Regions from separate parts of the Homo sapiens genome. Here regions 2 and 3 are each linked to region 1. Evidence: read pairs that join two places in POLR2A ChIA-PET (ENCODE). Cell type or tissue: CD4-positive, alpha-beta T cell. All regions are shown on one strand.

What was found. Peaks named below come from ENCODE experiments on the same cell type or tissue, not always from the same donor. Only the 100,000 strongest peaks of a DNase experiment are listed, where the experiment ranks them.
Region 2: POLR2A ChIA-PET joins it to region 1 with 11 read pairs; 8 of 35 experiments call an interaction of 5 or more read pairs at or near these places.
Region 3: POLR2A ChIA-PET joins it to region 1 with 13 read pairs; 6 of 35 experiments call an interaction of 5 or more read pairs at or near these places.

Annotation. Positions count from the first base shown.
Region 1 is chr11:128,520,840-128,528,839 of GRCh38, forward strand. The region is part of intron 3 of ETS1 (ETS proto-oncogene 1, transcription factor); the gene reads right to left. It overlaps MIR6090 (microRNA 6090), which reads left to right and starts at 1,551; the gene lies at 1,551-1,610. ETS1-AS1 (ETS1 antisense RNA 1) reads left to right here and starts at 5,303. Exons shown (of 4, transcript NR_120581.1): 1 at 5,303-5,476; 2 at 5,694-6,579. RefSeq lists cis regulatory regions at 1,221-2,629, 1,221-1,881 and a silencer at 1,276-1,965. In CD4-positive, alpha-beta T cell, a CTCF peak has its summit at 109; DNase peaks (open chromatin) are centred at 32, 1,602, 2,372, 4,782 and 2 weaker places; H3K4me3 peaks cover 4,032 bases; H3K27ac peaks cover 6,337 bases.
Region 2 is chr11:128,320,737-128,328,736 of GRCh38, forward strand. All of the region lies in intron 1 of LOC124902787 (a long non-coding RNA gene), which reads right to left. Among named protein-coding and RNA genes, the nearest start is that of LINC02098, 120 kb to the left of the region's middle. RefSeq lists an enhancer at 3,488-4,622. In CD4-positive, alpha-beta T cell, CTCF peaks have their summits at 2,838, 3,038 and 3,239; DNase peaks (open chromatin) are centred at 2,845 and 4,095; H3K4me3 peaks cover 474 bases; H3K27ac peaks cover 4,934 bases.
Region 3 is chr11:128,418,392-128,426,391 of GRCh38, forward strand. The region is part of intron 1 of LOC124902789 (a long non-coding RNA gene); the gene reads left to right. Among named protein-coding and RNA genes, the nearest start is that of MIR6090, 100 kb to the right of the region's middle. RefSeq lists enhancers at 3,936-4,436, 6,443-6,737. In CD4-positive, alpha-beta T cell, no CTCF peak of the experiment used is centred here; a DNase peak (open chromatin) is centred at 4,410; H3K4me3 peaks cover 734 bases; H3K27ac peaks cover 982 bases.

The DNA.
Region 1 (8,000 bases):
ATAAATTATGGCAGAGGCAAAGAAGTGTTAACCACAGGGGGCAGCAACTAAACTTATTGATAATCAGATACAACAGAGGAGCCTGTTCTTGAAATTAATTATTTTCCAGGGTGCACTGCCTTCTCCCTAGATCTTTCTATATACTTTCACCTCCAAAATCACTCATCTCTAAGGATAGCTGGCAGTGCCTTATCCTAAAAGAAAGCATCTTTCCCTCTCAAACTACATTTGTTTCAGAAATTCTGTAAGGCCAGACTCTCTTAAGTTGCTTAGCACCAATATTTGTGTCAAAGACAAAAAAAAAAAAAATTACTTCCTATCCTTCTCTTCTTCAAATGCATATAAATGAAAGAGTTGGACAACACCATGTACCAAAGACACAAAGTCACATTTGGGTGTTTGATGCTTTCCTTCCAACGGACCTTTGGTACCAGAAGAAAAATTTATGGCAGATTAGAAACATGGGTAAAGTAAGTAACCTACATGAATAGGGTCGGACGTTTCTCAAAGTTAAGAGGATAATTTCAATTCTCCTCCGATCTCCTTACCCTCAACCCAGAAAAGAGGGGCAAGGCATGTGACAGGGACGCTTGGGGAGGCAAGACCTTATTTGAAAATCTGCCTGAAGGCCAACCCGTTAGACTGCCCGGGGCCCTCCACCCAGCCTCAGTTCTATGGGGGACGTGGAGTCAGGCGATGATGTCCTCTGAGGCAGCGTCCATCTCCCCTTAACATTAAGGAATAAGGCCAGAGGGTTCTCGCTCATTTGGGAAAATAAAAAAAGCAGGAATGGGGCGCTGGAAATTCTATAAGCTTTTCCCCACCACTCACAAAAACACAGCTGTGAAAATAAATACCACCCCCCAAACCAAGGGTCTAGGGCCACCAACAGTCCTCCTCCTCCTCCTCCTCCTCCTTCTCCTCCTCGTCCTCCAGATCCAGCTGCCAACAGCATCCCCCGCTCCTGAAGAAATGCACCGCCCAGAAGGGAACGGCGAAAGGGGGAAGAAGTCCAGGGGACCCCCGGCCTCTGGCCGAGAGCTTGGGTGGGGGCCTCGGCCGTCGCCACTCACCCGGGGAGGGGAAAAGCTCCAGATCGACTTTTTCCGTCTTGATGATGGTGAGAGTCGGCTTGAGATCGACGGCCGCCTTCATGGTGCCAGGAGTGGGGGACGTACGGGATGGTAGCAAGTTTGCAGTTACTGTTGTTTTTCTTTTTAATGAGGATTAGTAACAGGGGGAAGGGGACGGGGGAAATCCGACTTTCTTCCCAAAAATCTCAAATTCCCGCTGCCTTTCTTTCCCCCGCGCCCGGACGGTGCGCGCCCGGCACTCCAGGGGAAGTTGGCACTTTGCGGCGAAGTGAGCGCGCTCGGGTCCCAGCCTCGCCCGCGCCGCGCCCGCTCCTCCTGCCCGGCCCTCGCCCGCTCCCTCCTCTCCGCCGGCGGCTGCCTCGTTCGCTCTCGATCTCCCGGCCGCTCTCCCTCCCTCTCGCCCTCCCGCGCTCTCCCCTCCTCTTTAGGGCGTTTCTCGCGGCGCCGCGTCTCGGCCGCTGGGTCCGCGCGCCCTGGGCCGGGCGATGTCCGCTTGGGGGAGCGAGGGGCGGGGCGTCGGGGCAGGGCGGGGAGCCGGGGGCGGGGCCGAGCACCGCGGCCAATCTCCGCCCGCGGCCCAAAGCGAAAGGAAGGGCTGGCGAGCGCGGGGCCGGGCCGCGACCGCGGAGGAGCAGTGCGTGGAGCCCCGGGCCTCGGAGCCCAGGCAGGGGCGGGAAGGGCCGGGAGCGGGTGTGCAGGCTGGGTGCACAGGCCGCCTCCACCGTTTCGGGAAAGTCCGTCTGATTCTCCACGCATTCTTGAGGGCTTGGTCACCCGCTCTCGCCCCCTCCCAGTAGCAGCATAGTTTTCCAAGTGCGTGTACATCATTCATTCACAAAGACTGACACACAGGACGTGAGGCATGTGGATGAAGGCGAGCGTGCAGGCAGGCGCAGGGGATTCGTGAGCCCGTGTCCTCAAAGGGCTTTAGGAGTATTGGACTCCAGCCGGATCTTGAGTCAGGGCGTGTGTTTCTGAAGGAGGCTTCAGTTTTTCAGAGCCCACCCATGTAATGCTCCTGCGTTGGCAGGGGAGTCCAGAACGGGACCCCAAACTAGAACCCAGCCATGAGCTTCCGTAAGCTTCCAATTTACCTCCAGCAGTGGTTGGGTTGAAGGGGAAGTTATGATTTATTTCTAATTATTCTGTTCCTCTAATTATGTCACCATTGGCCAAAGCTTTGTCTTTCCTTTCACAGACTCTCCTCTTTTAGATAAAACTAACAACCCTCCCACGACCGCCACCAAAAAAGTGATGCAGAGGCTCTGTGGTTTTGAATTTCTGGAGTACATCATTGGCAGCCATGACAGAATCACAATGCACAGTTTCTGTTCCATTTGGGAACCCCCAACACTAGAGATAAAACAAAATGAACCCGAATAATTCATGGTTTGCCACTAATACATTGGTTGTAATAGAGATAGTTTGTCCTAATTAACAAATCAACCAGTACATGTATATATCTAAATACATAGCTAGAACCAGGCACTGAGCTCCATCTTTGATTAACAGAAAGATTAAACATAAATCTTCCTGAGCAATCTCAGAGAAAGCTATTTTTAATGTTTCCTGATTTCTAAGCACATTTGAACTCCCAGCATTTGACTGTAACTGTAACCTCTGCCTCTGGTAAGTTTTGACACACAGGCTTACCTTCATCTAATCCCAGTTTTGTGCCCTTGAAGCCTTAGTAATTTGCAGATTTCCCACAGCAAATCGGGGAGGAAGCCAGGAACAGAAAAATCTGTGGCTCCTGGTCTAAACTCCAGATTAAATCCCTCCTTAGTGACCAGAGGAAAATATTTGTATGTGATAGTCCTAATTTTTGAAAGAACAAAGACTGTTGCAATCCAGCTGTGTTTCCACAAGGTATGAGAAAACAATGCTGGCCTCCAGATGACAAGAACAGACCCTTCTGGTCCTGGGAAAAGCCTAGAGAAACAGCTGATGAATGAATTGTACATTTACACGTCCAAATGAACCACAAAAAAAAAAAGGTTCTTGAATCAATTCTGCCTTACTCACTATGAATTCATCAGGAGAAGAAGTGAACAAATCTAGAGTTGCTTTGGGGAATTTTGTTTTGTTGATGTTGTATTGAGAAAATGTTGGCATTTTTTAATCCAAGTGTGAGTACTTCTCTATTTTCAAATGCAGATTCCTCAGAGCAACTCCTTTCTCTCTTCCCCAGTTTGCTCCTCAACTTTCTTCCCCAGACTAGCCTAAACACTGCTGCTAACATCCACCCAAATTAGATACTAAAAAAGCCCACCATGATTAAACTGTAAACACTTTCCACTCTAGCAATGAGGAAAATTATTCTTTCTAATTCTTCCATAGTGACAACTCAGATAGTCAATCATCCGTTTCCTAATCCAGTCCTGAAGCACAGAAACAAAATGAGTGAATGTCCAAATCAAGGAATAGGGTTGCGTAAAGCAGCAGTTTGGAGAGATAGCCAGGCGCCACCACAGGCTGCCAGGAAAGTTACCTCCAGATGATATTAATTATGAATATTTATGCCATCAGAAGTTATGCATCGAACCCTGGATTTGGATGAAGAGCACTAATAAGGTCATGTTAAAATATTTTTTACATATTTAAGATATAATAATCTGATCAGGTCTGCCAGGGTCATGTTTCATTAATCTAATCAATGTTGATAAATGAAATTTTTATTCATTCTCTTTAGGACACAAGTAGATTTTTCTAAATGTTCATATGGACTTTAAATGATATTTCTATGTTATCATACGCTAAAACATTGATGCCTAGCCTAGTGCCTAAGACATTACAGAGCTCAATAAATATGTGTTGAATGATGAACTATCAACTTTTTGGTCACTATGGGCTTCCTAATTCAATGATTAAGTGAGTTTGATATGCTCTGGCTTGTGAAGATGAACTAAAAAGTGTCAGAGGCTGTGCCCTTTTCCCTTCATAGTAGAGCAGAACCTCTATCCCCAGCACTCACGTCCACTCGGTTACATGTATGCCTCAGTGTCCCCACCAGCCAAACAACAGCAGCCAAGCGTTGCCTTTCATCCACTTGGGCAAGATACTTCAATACCATATCTGGTTTTTAAGGCACTCAGGAAAAAAAAAAATCAATCAAATAAATACTTCTGTGCTTGTGCTTGTACTGCAGCAGTCTGTTCCTCCTGCATTTGGGAAAAAACAGAATTGTATTTTTAAGCATTCCTTAGACTTCGGCTAATTATATCCTACCAAGTGCTGAATTGCCTTACACTAGGAACGTGAAGTCAATAAGGGCCAAGAAAAGTCCGCAGGAGTTGGGGAACAGAAGAGTGGAGCTAGACAATAATATTAAGAAAATAGTCACCTTCATACAGGAATTCCTCAAGCACATGGAGTATGTAAAAAGCATACTTTCTTTTTTATTTATACTCCTCCCTCAACTCCACCCCAACTTCAATAAAAAAGAAATATAAATATACACTTAATGTTGAACAATCATGGAAGACAGACTTTCCCTCTCCAGAAGTGTCCTAGCATGTTATCTACTCCTGAGTCTTGAACTTCAACAAAACAAAGAATCTCTGAGTTTTGAGCTAAAATATGCTTTACTGAAGGTAGGTACAAAAACATTCAGACCACTAACGGCTGATCCAGAACCAGTTTATGACTCACAGATGTTGATTTACTGGTATAAATGTAAGATTTAGAAAAAAAAAAAAAAAAAAAAAAGCCCTCAATTAACAACAACCTGTCTGAGCTGCATTTGTGGTCTCATTTTTCTCTGAGAAAAGGCAACAGTCTCTGTCATACACAGAAACAAGCTTTGAAAGCTTACTTCTAAGGCAAGTGGTTTCTATGTGAGAAGTTTAGTCATTAAAAGTCACACTAGGGAAGAAAAATGCCTGGCACTTCAATATCTACATTATCAAGCAGCAATAAAATGGAAAATTAGAGATAGGAAGGAAAATTAAAATAACTCTCTTAATTAAACTTGGATGCCAAAAAGCCTTAGGGTCAGTTAAGGGACCCAAGCCAGGGGACTCAGATGGTACTGTTGCTGACTGCAGGCTGGCTCTGTGACCTCACCAAAGCCACTTAACCTTTTTGTGTCACAACCTCATCTCTGTTTCAGGGAATAAAATCAGCCCTAGCTCTCCCTAGAATGGAACACAGACTCATTGGCTATTGTTTAGAAGGCACAATAAACAATGAGGGTAGGAGGAGCTGCAGTCAGGAGGGAAGAAGGGAGGGTGGGGTGGGGTTGGGGGAGAGGGGAGGACTTGGGAGCCTGTTTGCCCTGGAAAGCTCAATATAAGAAAACAAAGAGGATAGTAGTGTGGGCTTTGGAATAAGACTCAGGTTCAAATTCTTACTCTACCAACTAGCCAGCTGAATTGCCACAGGTAAGTCATTTAAACAATCCCGAACCTCAGTTCCTCCATGTTTCAACTAGGGATAATAGCAGCACACACCTTTTAAGGCTATTTGAATGATTAAATGAGATAATGTATGCAAAGAATTTAGCACAGTGTCTAGGTGAGAATTAGTATTTGATTATTGTTATTAAGATCTAGTATACGGTAGAATATGTGGGAAATCACATTAAATGTCTGTCTACAGCCATCTCTTTGCAGAATAGCTTGGATGCTCAATTTTCCTGAACGATCTCCAGCGAGAGATAGAACAACTATCACCACATTTCATTTAAAAATCTCTTCAAGACCCTTCCTCAGTTCTTAAACTGGCAACCTGCCCAGCATCAGCCTCACTTGAGAAATTCGAGAACTACCTGATTGGAGAAGAGAACTAGATTTATATTTGTTTTGAGTCACAGAAAAGTGACAGTTTAAATTCTGAAAGAAGATCACATTTGTAGTGCCTCTTTGGAGACAAAACCTTAGGTCTTGGATTTGTCACATGTTAGAGCTCAATGGGAGTTTATCAGTGCTCTCCAAGTCCAGCACTCCTATTTACCAGAGGTGAAAAATGAGTGTGAGTGAGGAAATTATTATTTCCAGGGCCACACAATCTAAAAAAGTCAGTGTCAGTACTAGAACCAGATGCCCTGATAGCAGTTCTCTCCCTGGCATCTCCTTGCATTTACTTTGCATTTCACTTTGGCAGGAGAAGTACCAGACACCCTTGAGACACAAGACAGGATACAATGGACATGGGAGTAGATAGATGAGCAGACTCAATTTCTAGAAATCCAACTTCTCTACACTGGATGTATTGTCTTTGGGCAAATACATTGCAGGATAACCACACTATGGTTCCCTGTGGGAGACAGCTTGGCATGGGCTGTCAGGAGAGAAAGGGCCTGGGTTGGCTCTATTGCTGTCTGCAGTTTCTTTAGACTATAATTATGAACCATTCAACTGCATCTGCAGCCCCAACAATGTGGGGTGGATTGGCCTAATCCACAGACCAAGCGACATTTTAAAATCCAGCAGTTTAGACACGTATTCCTCTTGCAGCAAATCAAACATGGCTCAGACAGGAAGAGGTAAGGAGCTGCCCAAGGTTAGAGGGTTCTGAGGTCTCATCCACACTCAGTGTTGTGTGCTTCCCTGAAGCAGGCTGAGCATGTTGCCTGGAATTGCTGCAAATGCAGAATGCAGGCTACTCTGTGAGCCTTTGGGGATCATGTAATTGGGATTCCAATTTAAATTGTCCTGAATTGGACTCTTGAGGAGGTAGAGGGATAATGGCAATAGCACAGATGGCAAGAGAACCAACATCCTTTAATAATATGAGAGAAGAGGACAGCCAGTCTCCTAGAAGCTCTGCATCCCAGGGCTACAGGATTTCACCCACTGTCCAAGGCTGCAGGTGGTTTCATCCTGGTGGAAGGCTAAGGCCTTCCTCTGATCTTACTCTGCTTTTCTCTTGGGTTACAAAGACAACATCAAACTTCAAAACAGATGTTCTCTGCAGTTGTGGTTTGAATCTTACATTAAGACAATTTCACTGTGGAATCTTTTCCCCTCTCCCCACTACTTTCATTTAAAATGCCAAATCAATTGCCCCAAAAGACTAACATTTACCACCCCAGAGATCAAGAAGCAGAGATAAGTGGAGCACAAAAAGGAGAAATAGCCCTGAAAGGAAAAGGGACGGTGGTACAGGAGGAAGTAGTGGAAGGGAAGTCCTCTGAGAACAATGGAAGTGTAAGTCGAGGACAGAGAAGGGGAGGAGATGAGGAGGTAGAGTCACAGTGATTTTATGTTCTTGTCGTTCTGGGACTTCAGTCCCCAAGATTTCAAAATGCAGTTAAGACCTAGTAAAGTATCCCATACTTTAATTAATTGTCTTGCATGGCCAACAGTCATGGAACTACAGAAAACAGATCAATGGGAGGTCCTCATGCTGGAAGAGATGCAAAGGATCCAGGATAGAATGGAGGTGAAAGGATCTCAGGAGGTCACAGAAGACACAAGGGAAGGTCAAGCTGACAATCTAGGCAGAATATAGAGTGTGTTTCTCAGTCTTTTCCTCACATGGACATTTGCAGTACACAAAGAATTTCCCTCACAGAAGCTGTCACCCCACCCCTGCAAGTTGCCACTTTTCTGCTCAGCTCAAGAGCACACTCCTAGTACATATTTGAATATGCGTGTCAGTCTCCTACACTCTTTAAAGGCAGCAACTGAGGTTCAGTCATTATTACACTCCATGGTGTTTAGCTCAAGGTAGTAAGAGCCCCATAAATTATGTTCATTATTTAATTAATGAACAGTTAACTTCCTAACATCCCCGTAACATTTTTACAGAAAAATGAAGCTCAGATACCAGTTTTGTTTTGCCTAGTTCGGTCTGAAGTGAGACTCAAATTTGCCCAAAGTTTAAGATTAAAGATCCAACCAACTGACTCATTTCTAACTAAAAAGGTCTTCGTAAAGTTTTATTCTGTTCCTCCCATTCCTC
Region 2 (8,000 bases), 200 kb before region 1:
CAAGCCAGATACAAAAGGGCAAATATTGCATGATTTCATCTATATGAGGTACCTAACAGAGTCAAATCCATAGAGACAGAAAGTAGAATGATGGCTGCCAAGACAGAACGGAGTGTTATCATTCAATGGCTACATAGTTTCCATTTGGGAAGATAAAAGATGGATGATGGTGATGGTTGCCCAGCAATGTGAATGAATATTCTTAATGCCATTGAACTGTACACTTAAAATAATTAAAATAGTAAATGTTATATTATGTATATTTTACCACAATTTTTTAAATTAAAATTAGGGGAAATGGAATGGAGGTGAAGGGTATACTAAATTCACAATACTGTCTGTGTGACTTTCTTTGTAGCTCTAAAATGATTTCCCAAAATAGTTGATTTTTTTTAAGCCACTAATGGAGGACTAGACGTTCACCATAAACAACAACAAGAAAAATATATTTCTGGCCTCCACACTAAACTGTATCAGAATCTCTGGAGTTGGGAGGTGGGCAAGGCACTTTATTTTTAATAAGTTTTAAAATTTAAGAACCACCTTTTCTTCAAGTTATTTCTAATAATTATGTTCTTTCTTCCTACCTCTTTCATCAATAATGGAATGAAATCTGTGTGTGAATTTCCAGGCCACCAATTTTGTAGGTGGATGTTGCTTCATGACTGTGCTCTGGTTAGGCTTCGGGGCTCAGCGAGGACCACTGGGAGTGTATGTAACCCCAGAACTAATGGTGTCGTCAGGCCCCCACCCCTTCCCCAGATCCTCTCTCTGTGGCTCCCACTTTCTTTTCACTTCCACTTCTCTACCTTAGAAAAAAGGCTCCATTCCTGAGAAACTTAGTAACCATGAGTTGATTAGGTCATGCCCAAGCTCATTTCCCTCTCCTTCCTCACCCTCTTTGAATGACCCCTTTCAAAAAGGGTCAGGGTCAGATTTGTAATGGAATACAAGAACAACAAGCAAGAAAATGTGACAAGAGCATTGAGCTTTAAAACCTTATTGTGTCGATGCTACACTCAATAAAAAGGAAAAAACAGTGGTCATGGGCATGTCAGGCTGGGGACTTGGAGGCTAGAAGTGAGTCCTGTTTCCTCCATGAAAGCCACAGCACTTTACTTCTCAGTGACTCAGTTTCCCACTTGTAAAATGGGAGAGGTGGAAGAGAAAGACTCTAAGGGTTTCCCCATCTTTGAAAGAGTGTGATTGAAAAAAATAAGACCATCCTGACCTGAAGTGGCCACTATCCTTAGGAGCAAACTTGCACAATTAGCAGCTCAACGCTCAACATTTCTTTTCTTATCTCTTTTTTTTTTTTCTTTTTTTCTTTGAGACAGGGTTTCACTCTCATCACCCAGACTGGAGTGCAGTGGCATGACCTCGGCTCACTGCAACCTCTGCCTCCTAGGCTCAAGTCATTCTCCTGCCTCAGCCTCCCAAGTAGCTGGGACTACAGGCGTGCACTGTCTTGTCCGGCTAATTTTTGTATTTTTAGCAGAGACAGGGTTTCACAATGTTGGCCAGGCTGGTCTCAAACTCCTATTTCAAGTGATCTACCCGCCTTGGCTTCCCAAAGTGCTGGGATTACAGGCATGAGCCACCGCGCCCAGCCAGCAGCTCAACATTTCTTAATAAAGATGGAACACTAAGATGATTCAAACTAAACTTCTAAATGTAAGAAGATTATATGACTGAGTCAACTTTTCCAACACCTCTAAAAGAGAGGAGTGTTGGGAGGAGAGAGGCACTGGTGGCCTCTGAGAGACCGTGAGGTGACTCTGTTTTCTGATGTGTATGTAAGTGGCTCCTGTCTTATTCTTTATTGAAGAAAAGGAAACTGTGACAGCAACAAGTTTGGTGTTTAGAAGAAGACAAGAATGTGGGGGCTTGCTGATGCCCCCACGCTCTCTTCTCATTTTTCTCCTCACTCGTGATTTCTGGCCAAGCAAACAGTTCCCTGGAGGATGGCATGACCTTGAGTGGGCTGGTCTAGTCTTTGGAGCTTTGGAAGCCGGGATGCTGAAGTTTGGAGATGGTATGCTTGCTGCTCAGGGTTGGAAGCTTAGGTACTTAATAAAGTCTGAAAGCTGTTGTTCCAACAGGGATAACCAGTGCCCCAAAGCCACTCTGAGCAGCACTGAGTTAGCAGCTCCAGCCAGACTAGAAGAAGGGAAGCAGGTCAACTGAGAGCTGACACAGAGAGCCCAAAGCAGGGTGGGAAAAAAGGGGGCAACACAGACAGATTGAGATGAGAGGGCTCCCTTCTGCCAGAATTGCCCTTCCCGCATGAGCCAGGGTTGTCTAGGCACAGCAGCTTCCTTAAGCATCCCTAAATTCACCTTCCTGGGCTCTGGGGTATCAAAATCTTGTAAGCAGTCCCACAGGCCTGCCAGAACTTTGTCATTCCTCCTGCTGCTTTGACTGACTTTGGGAACTGGATGATCCTTCTGCCTGGTTTGTGGACTCTTGATTTTATTCTTGCTGCCACTAAGGCTGCTATAATGGTTGTCGGATTTCCTTGGAACTTGAAGATGGGCAGAGGGTGCTTTCATAGTTACTGACAAGGTAATGTCAGGAGCACTCATTTCCCTGACTCTGGAGATGAAAGCAAACAAAAACAAAAACAATAAGCAGTTTATATTGGGCCAACCATCTGTGGTTAAGGAGAAAGGCCAAGCAATGACTACAGCTTCCCAGCCCAAACAGGCTCCAGGAAAGAGGGCTCAGTTCACAGGCTGGGAATATGGACAGCCAGAGACACTAAGGCCGGTTATGAGCTTTCATGAATCTGAGCTGGAGCCTCATCTGCCTGTTTTGCATTTCAGACAGGAGGAGGCAGTGTGGATGAGACTGTCAGAACTGGCAGCATTTCCCCTTGCAACTCCACAACTTATTTGCTGAGTGACCTTGAGCAAGCTCCTTAACCTCTGAGAGGCTTCAATTCTCTACCTGTGAAACAGAACCAGCAACATTTCATTAAAAGTTAAGGAACCTGGAGCATAATGACATTTCTCTATTAGAGCTTTCTCGGCTTGCCCCTTGGTAATTTTTGCCTTTCAGCACCTTTCTGGAAAGAAATGAAATGAGTAGTGTCTTCTTGTGAATAGGTGTCTTTTATAGAGTTATGGAAAAAATAATTCCCTTGCCCCGGCACCTTTCTTTCGTTGCTAGTTGTGCCACTGACTTGTTGCATATCCTGGATCCAGTCAGTTTTCTTTTCCTTGCCACTAGACCAACACTAGATCTTATAGCAGCCCCCATATACAAATGATTTCCACAGGATCCTCATGCTGCGTGTTCTCAGGCTCCTGATAGTGAGTGTTGAACCATCAGGCCATTCAGAGTTCACTGAATATGACTTTTGCAATAAAGATTAGATCCTAATAATCCCTGCTCACAACACGATTACTAGCTAATCCGTCCCAGTCGAGGGTTTCTTTTCTCCTTTGAGTCACAAGGAATCCTTATTACATGAAAGATGAAAACATGAAATGCCTATCAGAGATATCACCACATGCACCGCCCCCCGAACCAGGCCGTGGGGTCGGTCAACGAGTTCTCCCTGTGGTTTGGATGCTGACACCTGAGTGACTCCCCTCATGAGCTCAGAAGCAGAGAGAGGGAACTGTTTTCAGAGCAGAGAGGTGGCTTAGAGGAAACATGTACAGGACTTGGCAAAGAACCTGACTCCATGTGAATGCTCACTCCGTGTGAAATTGTTCTTATTATAGTGATTTGTGGGGAAGAAATAACCAAGGAGGGAAATAAACAACCACAGTGACAAGATAAAGGAAGAAACCTAGGCCCTAGAAAGGAAAGTTTTCTAGGCTGATTTCTACCCCTGAAATGCACCCATCGACTCTTCTGGAAACTCAACTGTGCCTCCCACCTCTGAGGTCAGCCCCTCCCGGGGCTAACTGCAGCCCAAGCAAGCCCCCGTGGCAGGAGTGTGGCAGGGGCCTTCAGCTCACCCACCTCTGCTCTCTGAACATGGCACAACGAGCCTGTCAGACCACTTGCAGCCCTGCTATTTGATCTTATCGGGCCCTGTCAGGGAGGTGAAGTGCATGCGTCAAGAAGTTCGTGCCTGTTCATCATTGTGGTTGCCCCGAAGTGGAGCAGGCAAGGTAACACTTGAAGCCATTTTTGCAGAGAATTGCACAAACAGCAGCGGGTGTCATAGACTCAGTGGTTCCACTTCGGATCGAGAAAACACCCACAGAATGGTAGAGGCTGCTAAAGAAACACCACAAAACACAGAGCAACATATACTCATGCACACACACCAGAGCAGTGTGAACCAAAGCCCCGGGCAGGAGGACGTGCTGTGTGCCAACAAAAAACAAAAGGGGAGATGCATTATTTGTTTTGGGGTAGAAAGGTTGCGGGACTGAGGCTCTGCTGCAGACAGATGGGCGCTACACTTATTTGTTGGGTGGCAGAAAAGTTGGGGGACTGAGGCTCTGCTGCAGATGGGTGGGCACTGTATGACTTTCTTTGAGGAAGGCACTTCTGAGAGTGAGAAAAAAAAACAACTGATAGTTCTTGGAGCTTGAAACTGAGAGTTTCTACTATGGAGAATTGAAAACAATTTCCTTCTGAGGGAGAAGGTAGATGGAGCAAGGGAAGTCCAAATTAGGCCCCTTTTGGAGGTAATAGATATTTTCAATCTGCTAAGCAGTGAAGCAGGCAGAAACTGACAATTGTTATAATTATTCTTGTATAAAGTAAATAAGATTTTTCTCAAAGGAGAAAGCACCTGTTGATTTGGCTAAGTTAAGCATTAGAAACACCTGAACTTACCGTTACACATTCTTCAATTTGGCAAATGCAATACAAGAGTGAATGAGACAAACCTTGACTTGTTCTCATATAATTTATTATCTAGTAGAAGAAGACATTAAGGAAACAGACACTGAAATATATAATTATGAATTATGATTTGTGTTTTGAAGAGAGTGTTCAGTGTTTATGAGACAGAATATCTGTTTTTACCTAGAAGTTTGATTGTCTATTCAATACGCATTTTAAAAGTAGTTATTCCATGTAAAATTGTAGGGATATACAGGAATTATTGATATATGATCTTTACTTTCCAAGAGCTCAAAACCTTTTAAGGGACTCAGGCACGCTGATAGATAAATAGTAGTATTTAAAAGTAGAAATAAGGCCAGGCGCGGTGGCTCATGCCTGTAATGCCAGCACTTTGGGAGGCTGAGGTGGGTGGATCACCTGAGGTTGGGAGTTTGAGACCAGCCTGACCAACATGAAGAAACCCTGTCTCTACTAAAAATACAAAATTAGCCAGGCGTGGTGGCGCATGCCTGTAATCCCAGCTACTCTCAGGAGGCTGAGGCAGGAGAAACGCTTGAACCAAAGAGGTGGAGGTTGCAGTGAGCCGAGAGTGTGCCATTGCACTCCAGCCTGGGCAACAAGAGCAAAACTCCGTCTCAAAAAAACAAAACAAAACAAAAACAACAACAAATAAAAGTAGAAATGAGAGATTTATCACGAAATTATTCTAAAACCTACATTTTTTCTAGAAAAAATATGAATAGGCTTTGTGCTATATACTTCTTCCAGTTATCCAGATCTGAGCTTTTTAAAAAAAATATAATTAAGCTTAACAAACACGAAAGATATTACTATTCACCTGGTGGAAACCATCCAACTATGGGCATTGCATTTTACAGCAGTGCTTCTGAAGCTTTAATGGATGTGTAATTATCTGTGGAATTTGTTGTTAATAAAATGCAGATTCTGATTCAATCTGTCTGGAGTGGACCCTGGGATTTCACATTTTTTTGTATCAATTTTGCAGATAATGGGATGCTAGTGATCTACAGAGCACAGTTGGAGTAGCAAGGTCTTAAGGAAGAAATCAAATTCTACAATATTATGTTCAATTAGTATTCTTTCACTCAACATAAATTTATTGCATATCAGCTATGGAGTCTGGTTATATGAAGCCTTAATCATCCCTTCCCTTACAAAAGCAATTAGAAAACAAATTTAATTTTTTTTACAAAAGAGTTCTGAACTCCATATTGGCTTGACTCATGGTAGTGTTGTGTTGGATGATATAAATTTGTATTGACATAAATGTATTTGGCAGAGGTTGTTCTGAAACTCAACGCAACTCACAGACACTCTCATGCGAGCAGAGACCATCCCTCTGGAGCAGAGAGCACAATGTGCCTTCTGCCTCCCTCCCCAACTCATCACCTTCCCTCTCAACGTCCTTCTGCCCGGCTGCCCCTCAGGCAGGCGGCCCCAGAGGCCGTGGGCATGCTGCTGTCCCTCCCCACAGTGATACTCATCACCAAAATGAAACCTGACACCAGAATTGTCATCTTACTGAGAAGATGATAAAACTCATTTAACCTTTCCACTCAATAGGCTGATAATTCCCTCTGTCCTGATGAACGTTGGTGAGGTTCACTGAAGAGACTCAAGTTACCAAGGGCATGCTAATGCAAGGGTTATTCTTTCCTTTTCACATTAGGAGTTCACTTCTACCCAATCATTTTCAAACTTCACAGAAATGGAATTTCCATACTCAGATATGAAGAAAGCACCTTGATTTCCTCCACCTTCACATCATGAAGAACATCGAAGCTGGGATGAACGATGAAAGGAGGTAATATTCTAGGCATAGACAAAGCCCTTTCTCCACTGCCTTCAGGCTGTCAGGGAAGTAATTGATGTGTCTCCCAGAGCACAATCGCTTCACACTTTCAACACCTTTTTGTCCTGCTGCGAATTAAACCTGTCACTTTGTCTAATTCTCCATTGGTAAGAAGCATTCACTGCCAGAGACTTGTCAATGGGGGTGTGATTACTTGCACTGATAGCAACTGTAATATTTAATATTCCCCAAATGAGGGACAACCCTGAGAAGACAGAAAAAAAAAAGGCACATTTTGTAGAAGGAGTAGTTGTTCTTCATTGTGTAACTTCAAGGGAATTACTGTCTACACTGTCGGAACTAACTCGATTCAAATCCAAATTTTTTAATAGGAAGAGCTAGCCAGAGATTTGAGAGACAATTTGAGTAAAATGACTCTAGGTGTGTAGTTGTTCATTCAAGATGCTTATGCACACTTTCCATGGGAAGGCACTATTACAGACCCTTTCCATTGTTTAAGGGGAAAATATTTTGAAAAGGGGGAGGATCAGCTAACAGGAGATATAGGGAATATGATATACATAAAGGAGAATATGATGAGGCTGTGGGTGAGGAGGGTTGGACTCTAAATCGAGTTCTACCCTCAGCAGGCTGTGAGAATTTGAGCTCACCCAGTTCCCAATTGCTCCATTTGTTTAATGAGGAGAACTGAATTCTTGGTAAAGCTAATGTTTCACGACTTCGTTTGATTAAAACCTTCCCATCTTCTAAGGAAATTGTATCTCTCCCAATTCTTCATTTTGCAAGTGATTTCTGGTCTGGTACTAAACCACTCAACATAAGAAGACCTGGGGTAATCAGCCGGGCGTGGTGGCACATGCCTGTCATCCCAGCTACTCGGGAGGCTGAGGCAGGAGAATTGCTTGAACCCGGGAAGTGGAGGTTGCAGTGAGCCGAGATCGTGCCACTGCACTCCAGCCTGGGCAGCAAAGAGAGACTCCATCTCAAAAACAAACAAAAAAAGAAGCCCAGGAGAACATGATACGAACTTCACAGTCAATTACTCATCCTACACTACCTAAAAGGCAAGTCTACATATCTCAGTGGGTGTCTACAAAGGGCACACTCTATCTGCTTTAAGAAAATAAAAACAAGATGACCAAGGGTGAAATAAAATTACATTCTCCTATTAATCTTACTATGAATCAGTTTGGATACTTGGGACAGAGCAGCTTGATACAGGCACCCTGATTTAACTCTGTGCCAGTTTTGGTTTCTGAGTTTAACAGGACAGTTGTGGAAAGAATATAGACATAGCAGAGTAGAGTTAAATGTAGATTTAAATGACATGATGCATATAAATGTTTAACTC
Region 3 (8,000 bases), 100 kb before region 1:
TTCATTTATCATTGTGAAAAATCATGTTACCAGTGGAAGTACCACTTTTGGTATTTGAATACCCATTGCAATACACCCATCAGATGTGGGACTATCATCTCAAATATTTCCTCCGTAACGGATTTTCCAGAAAAACCTTTTCTCCAGATGTGTTCAAACCCTAGTCTATCCTGCTTCCATAAACACTAAATACAACCTCAATTACACTTATCAACTTGGTTTATAATTTTTGTTTATATATTCATGTCTCAGCTTTTAAACTGAGAACAACTTAAGAGCAAGGACTATGCCCTATTTATTCTTATATCTTTAGAATCTTAGACAGTACCCAATATATAGAAGGTATTTTATAAGTGTTTAGTGAATCCATTCATTCATTCTTGCTTTCATTTTATAAAAAATATTTATTTTGCACTTACTATGTACAAAACACAGTGCTAGATGATAAAAATATTGCAGTGAGCAAATCAGATATGGATATTAATCTTATGGAGCTTAAACTTTAATCAGGAAGAAAAAAAGCATCAGTTACCAATTTTTAGCTTCTATAGAATTATCCTAAATGCCACAATTAATAAGTACAAGATGTCCTTTTCGGGTATGAATGAAGAAATGAGGCCTAGGCTGGAAGAGAAATAGAAAGCGATATTTAAGTGTATCAGGTATCTATTGCTTCATAGTAAGTAGACCTCAAAGTGGCTTAAAATAACAACGATTTAATTATCATTTACAAGTCTGTGGATCAATTAAGAGGTTCTGCTGATCCAACCCCAGCTCTAATCTCAGCTGTGCTTCCTTATGAGTTTATGGTCAGCTGGGAGTTGGCTGGTCTGGGACAGCCTCAGTCAGGATCCTCCAGCAGACTAGCCTGGGCTTTCTGGGTAATGGTGGGGTTCAAAGAGAGTAAGCCCAGGCCTGCAAAGCCTTCTGAGACTCAGAATTGGCACAGTCACCACTCTGCAGCATTTCATTGACCAAGGCAAGTCACAAGGCCAGCCCAGATTCACAGGGTAGGAAAAGAGACTTCACCCCTCGGCCATGGAAGGAGCTGCAAAGTCACATTTTAAAGAGGGTAAGAGTGTAGACACAGGAAGGGGTGGCCATTGTTGTAATCAGCAGCACCAAGTTAAGGCGTAAAGAAGGGATAGGAGTCAACCAAACAGTTAGCTGAAGAGAACTGTGGTCAGCATGTCAAGGCCCTGAGGCAAGAAATAGCATGCAGTCGTCCAGAAGGCTAAGAAAGCCAGAGCGGCAGCATGCTGAGAGTGAGGGGTGAGTTGTACAAAATGAGGCTGGTAAGAAGGAAAGGGTCAGATGTTGCAGAGCCATGTAGTGTGGGCCTTGTTGCGATTTTCATCCTTTATCTGAAGAAATGTTTTAAGCAGGAGAGGGAGATGATTAGTTATTTAAATTTTCTCCAGTGATACCAATGTGCAACCAAGGTTGAAACTCTCTGTGTAAAAGAAAGGCACAACTTAGGAAGTTGTTATTACTTGTTATCCAGGTGAAAGACGACAGTAGCTTGAATGAGTGTAGTTACTTAGTGAATGAATGAATAAATAAAATTAAACTCCAAGGGAGAGATTTAGGATCCACAGGAAGACTGCCTTGTTTCAAATCACAGCTCCAGCACCCACTAGCTGTACTTGCTGGGGAAACCTCAGTACATTCTTTCATCCCTTTGTGCCACAGAGCCTTCTTTCCCAAAACGGAGATAGCAATAATACCTACCTTAGCAGTGCATTATAAAAACTAATGCATTAATGCTCATAGAGCAGTTATCATCATGCCAGGCAAATGATAGGCACTCCATAAACGTTAACTACTGTGATTGTTGTTAAAAGGATGATGTCTGAGGCAGTACAGTATCTCATGCAGAAAAGCTCTCATCCCAAAATGAATCTCTATTCTAATCCCAACTATACCCTGTAGCTCTGACTGTGCTCATGTGGTTGCAATTAAGCCAAAGCCCAAGGTGGGACCAGATACTGTCCATTTCATCTCGGCTTGTCATCCATCCTCCTCAGGTCTGCCTGGTGCTCTGACATCTGGCTTCCACTCATCTGGGGGAGGACAGGGAGAAGCCAGACAGCCATGAATCCTGCTGTCTGCTCACAAATTCGCAGTCTAGGGAGGGCTAGGGGGAGTTGCTGTCAGGGGATATGTGTAGCTCAGTAGCAGAGGCTGATGCCCTTGGGCTGTGCCAGGACTGGGGGTCAACTAAAATCCTTCCGGAGACTGCAGAACCCAGTCGTGGCCTGGCTTTCCCTAAAAACTCCCCAGCGACTAAAGGTGAAACACCTTAGAAGCAAGGAGGGCCATCGGAGCCTGAACCTGAGCTGTTTCCATGTGTGCGTACAGCCTTGTGGGAACAGAGGGAGAGCTCCGTTCTCAAGAAAGGCCATCATACGTAATGAACTGTTTTGACCAAATTACATACTTAAAATATGGCCTAGAACAAAGGCAGAACACTAATGAATCAGAGTGGTGAGGGTCTTTGAGTGGTAGAATTAGAAATGCTTTTACTTTTTTCTTTTTTGCCTTTTTGATAATAAGCATACCATTTTAACAATCAAAACAGTGGAAATTTACAAATGAAACTCTAAGTATGTCAGGGAGTTCCCCTCATTCTTAGCCCGTGAGTTGCTTCTTATAACCCTATAGTTTAATTCCAGAGAAAAAAGGTTTCAAGTAGAGCCAATCTCAGTTTACTTCACTTAGGGAGATTAGACACATACGTGACCCCAGCCAAGCCACCACAAAAACGCCCCCAGCTCTTGCCCCATATCTCCTACACGTCAGCTCTGGCCACTTAAAATTTCTCTTGCCTATTGCTTAGGACAATTGGCCAAGATCTCACTGGTGATGTAAAAGTTGAGTTGAATCTTAGATGAGACACAGAGTGCTACTTACTACATATAAAGTACTTAGCATAGTTCCTGACTAAAGAGAGATTTGAAGAAATGTTATTAGCAGGATTTCAGTCTTTCTCGCCAGAACACACTTGATGTTGACTGAGATCCCTGAGCTCTGGTCCTCTGCCTGATGTGAAACATAAACAAAATTAAAAGGAAGTCAGATAATAAAAACAGACCCTTGCTAGAATGTCCCTTGTTGAAGTCACCTAGGTGCTATTGGTAGATACAAAGTGTTTTATGAGCGATGCTGGTAAGAGCTCTTTTCCAAGTTATCTCCCCAGGCACCTCTGCCTGAAATTGGTGGTGGTTACAAGCAGAGTTTTGAAGAAAGACCTGGGTCTGGACCCTCTCTCCCCTGCTTACAGTTGTGGGATTCCAAAAAAGCTACTGTCTCTGTTTCTTATCTGGCGCTGGGGCAATGACTCCTGCCTTACACAGCCATTGTGTGAATACTAATCCATGATGTCATACCGCACATGCCCAAGAGCAGGCAGGAGGCCCTCTCCCTCACTTCTTCCAGGCTCTGATGGAATGGCAGCTTAGTAACAGCCTTGCTGTAGTCACCCCGTATTCAGCAGAGGCTCTCCTCCAGCCCAACACATATGCACAAAGGCTCTCCCCAGCCTCCTGCCCTGCTTCACCATTCCCCAGTGTCTTTATCTCCACCTGAAGTTTCACATGTACTTGTCTGTCTCTCCGAAGAATTTAAGTGCCACGAGGGCACGGTGGTTTATTCACCTCTTTAATAGTAGCTGGCATGCAGTAGGCACTCTGTAGGCATTTGGAATTAATGAATAAGTAAATACCTGGATTAATTAACTAGTATTTCAAGGGAGAGTGGGATCCTTGGGAAAGAAGGATAGATTACACCACAGTTTGCTATAGAAGGATGCCTAAGATTGGTCTTTGTCAGTTAATTACTCACTGATATAACATTGGCTAGTCAGTTGCTCTTGAGCCTCAGTTTTCCATATCTAAAAAAGAGACAATGTCACTTACCATACTTACCTCAAACAGCTAGATGGAGGATAAATCTCAAACATGGGAATAAGTCTGCTTTGAACACTGTAACTCACCATGTAAAAATGAGAATTTGGATTTTTTTAAGAAACTTAGCAGTTAATTTCCTGGGTAATATCCTAATAGAGAAATGTCCCACGTGGTATGGGACAAAGGAGAATGCCTCATTTGGATCCACATCTGATTTTAAACCTTGCTGCATCAACCTGACCCACCCAACACAACTTCACTCCCTTGGTCCCAGATTGGCAGGCACACAAGCCCTGAGGACAGTATGGCTTCAGGTCTCCCATCCGCCCTGTCAAGCAAGACGCGCAGCTTGGCACAGCCAGCCCTGTAGCCAGCCCAGGCCTCGTAATGGGATACAGAGCTCGTCGCTAGGTGCAGCAGAGTTTGCATCAGGCGTTGTCACTGTCTGGTGGTTGCCTGGTGACCCTAATGGAAAATGAGTGGAGGCAGCCCCTACCACAGAAACCACTCCCTCAGCTGGCAGGCTTGTCGGAAAGCCCAGTGCCATGGGAGGGGGAGGGGCTGCCACAGAGGAGCTGTCACCCAGGCGCCCTGTGTAGGTGGTGGCAGGGACGGGGAGAGAAGGGCGCAGAGCCACAGGAGGGCTCAGCAGTGGTGTCTGCTCTCCCTTCTGCATGAATTGTTGCTCATAAAAGATGGGTGAGCCCAGCACAGTAACTAATGCTTATCCCCAGGCCCAAATTTAGGTAAAAGCACACAAAAAGTCTCATCAGTGGTCAATGCTCCACAGCTCCAAACACAGGAAGGTGCATTCTCAAGCTGTTATGAGAAGCTCACTCAAGCTGATGGTATTGACAGCCACAGCCCCCATGCAGGGAAGGCTGGACCCGACACCTGCCCACGAGAAGCAGCATACCTGGGACTGGAGGGACTTCCTGGCCTATAAGAAGAACACTAAGAGGGGAGGAGGACTCGGGCTGATTGGGAAAACAGATGGTGAGCTCCATCCGTGGGAAAATAAATGACAGCGTGCATTTAAGAGGTTGAGCCCCAGAGCCAAGCCTGCTGAAATGCCAGCTTATCAAAAGCACAGGAGCACTGTGTGCTAGACGCTCTATCATACTCTCTTCCATCCTGGTTTCTCTTAATCCCAAGATAATGTCTGTAGGCATTGGAAAGTCTTGCTTGAGAGACGAAGAAATGTAGGCTCAGAGAGGTTGAACAGTTTGTCTGAGGTCACACAGCTACTCAATCACAGGATTTAACACAGGCTTTTCTGCTTTCAAGTCTAACATTCCTTCTCCTAACATCGTGGGAGAAAGTGATTTTCCACCAGCATACCAACTGTCTTTCTCTCCTCTATTCCCTTTCCCGAATATCTGGCAAGTAACATTCCCCAATTCAATATTATCTTTTTATGATCTTGAGAAATCAAGAATTAAGTTCATTGATTTATTTGTTTGTTTATTCATTTATCCATCCAAAAACCTATTTATTGAGTAGCTACCAATTCCAGGCACCAAGCTAGGTGCTAGGGAGTCCACAGTGAACAGATGTGGTCCCAGTCCTCAAGGAAATTGGAAGATATTTATTTAGCCCTCTAAAAGATAGTTTACAGAATTGTGAAGCAGCTTAGCACAAAAGATATACCAATTACCCACCTTTGTACTGTGTCTCCCCATCACTATTCCTCCTGTGTTTAGAAAGAAACACGATCTCCATTTTATTCCATTCTCCTCTATTCAAATCACTTCCTAAGCAGCATGTCAGTGACATTTCCAATCCTGCTAGTGATTAGTGTCTGTCCAATGAAATGGTGATGAGGTTATAAAAAGTAACAAATAACTAATATTGTGTAAATACTGTGTGTGTCTATATATATATAGACACACATATATATATACATATATATACATATATATATATAGACACACACACATATATATATATATGCCGAAGGTCATTCAATGAATTTGTTACCGTCACTACATAATGGGTTGAGTGCAACGAAGAATGGCTGAGGCTGCAGCTGAGCTCAGTCTCATTCATGAGAGCCTGAGTCCTGGAGGCCCTGCCAGGAGTTGGGCCCTCCCTGTCTGCCTCCAGGCCTCAGTTTGGAGCGGTCCTCAGGTTTCTGGGTGCTTCACTTCATTTGTACTTGGCCGAAGACAGTTTCCTGTTTCTAAGAAAAGACTGCTTGGATGTCTTTTGAGGGCCTTTGGACAGCAAATCCTGCTGGCCTGGGAGGGGCCGAGGGGCAGCACCAGGGGGAAGGGAAGCCACCAGGGAGGGCTTGTTCTCATTAACCCCTTCCAGCCCGAAGGTGTCCTGGAACTCACAGAGTGAGGCGATTGCAAACGTTTGTCAGATTGGATGAAAAATGAAGACAAGTTTATGCTTGGGCCAAATATGCCTGAATTATTTGAAGAACATCTGGATTTGCTTAGCCTAAATGAAAAGATCTTACATGACAAGGACTACAGAAAGGGACCTGTGCGTCCAGCACCTTGGAGCATCCGGAGAGACCCTGCCCTTTCTCTGTCTCCCGCTACAGCTCTCTCCAACTCTGCCTTTTCCTTCCAGCTTGGAGTCCCACAAATGGCTTTTCCAGTGATATCACACGCTGTTGCCATGGAGGCAGCTGTTATGGCCAAACAAAACTGTGTGACCTTCACCCTATGGCTTGCAACCTGTGGCAGAACATGGAAGGGAGTCACTCTGTGACCACAGGCCTCAGTGGAGCTCTCTGGGTACAAATACAAATGGAACTGCTGGGACACACTGTGGTGGGAACGGAGACCCTGTGACGGAGCTGGGAAACGCTTGGGAGGGTGGAGCAGCGCAGCCTCCTGCGGCGACAAGGCCATCCAGACCCTGATGTGAACAGCAGCTGCCTCTCCTCTGCCACTGCCAGTCCAGCCCCACCCACGCTGGACTCTGCTCCCCTCTCATCCAGCTCTCTCCAAGCCTTGGTGAGCCACAATTAACAGCAATGCTGGCAGTGGCTTACACAAGCTTTTGATGGGAGAAACGCTATGCTGAAGGTTATGAAAGCAGGTTCTGGAACCCTAGCCACCTGGGTTCTAATCTGGGTTCCACGACTCAACAGCAGTGTGGCTTTACAAAAGCCACTCGGGATCCCTAAAGCCTCAGTGTCCCAATGTAAGACACGTCAGCCCTTGCAGGGTTATGATCATCCATTGAGATCATGTAGGTGGAATCCTCCTAACAGATCTTTCTGTGTTCACTCTTGCCAAAAAATGAATCTGATCATGTTGCTGCCCCATTGAAACCCTCCAACAGTTTCCCACCACCAGGAATAAGATCCTAACCATGGTCCACAAGCCACACCCGCTGGCGGCCCATAAAACTCAACTCATGGCTGGGCGGGGTGGCTCATGCCTGTAATCCCAGCACTTTGAAAGGCCAGGGCGGGCAGATCACAAGGTCAGGAGATCAAGGCCATCCTAGCTAACATGGTGAAACTCTGTCTCTACTAAAAATACAAAAAATTAGCCAGGAGTGGTGGCGCACGCCTGTAGTCTCAGCTACTCAGGAGGCTGAGGCAGGAGAATCGCTTGAACTCAGGAGGCAGAGGTTGCAGTGAACTGAGATCACGCCATTGCACTCCAGCCTGGGCGACAGAGCAAGACTCCGTCTCAAAAACAAACAAACAAACAAACAAAAACAAAAACTCAACTCATGCCCTGGTCCACTGGTGGATCTGCTCTGACCACCCACCCTGCCAGGCCCTCTCTCTGCCTTCCAGTGTGCTCTGTGCAGGAGTGTCAGCCTGCTCTTCTCTTCTCAGGGAGACCCCCACCCCCTATTGTCAAGTCTTCTGTCTCAGCACAAGTCACCTCCTCAGCAGGGAACCATGAATCTAAAGCTGCTGTGTTCCCCACCCCGGGACTCTCTAGCCCATTTTCTGTGTAGTATTCTTTTTTCCTTTCTTTCTTTTTTATTATACTTTAAGTTCTAGGGTACATGTGCACAACATGCAGGTTTCTTACATATGTATACATGTGCCATATTGGTTTGCTGCACCCATGAACTCGTCATTTACATTAGGTATTTCTCCTAATGCTATCC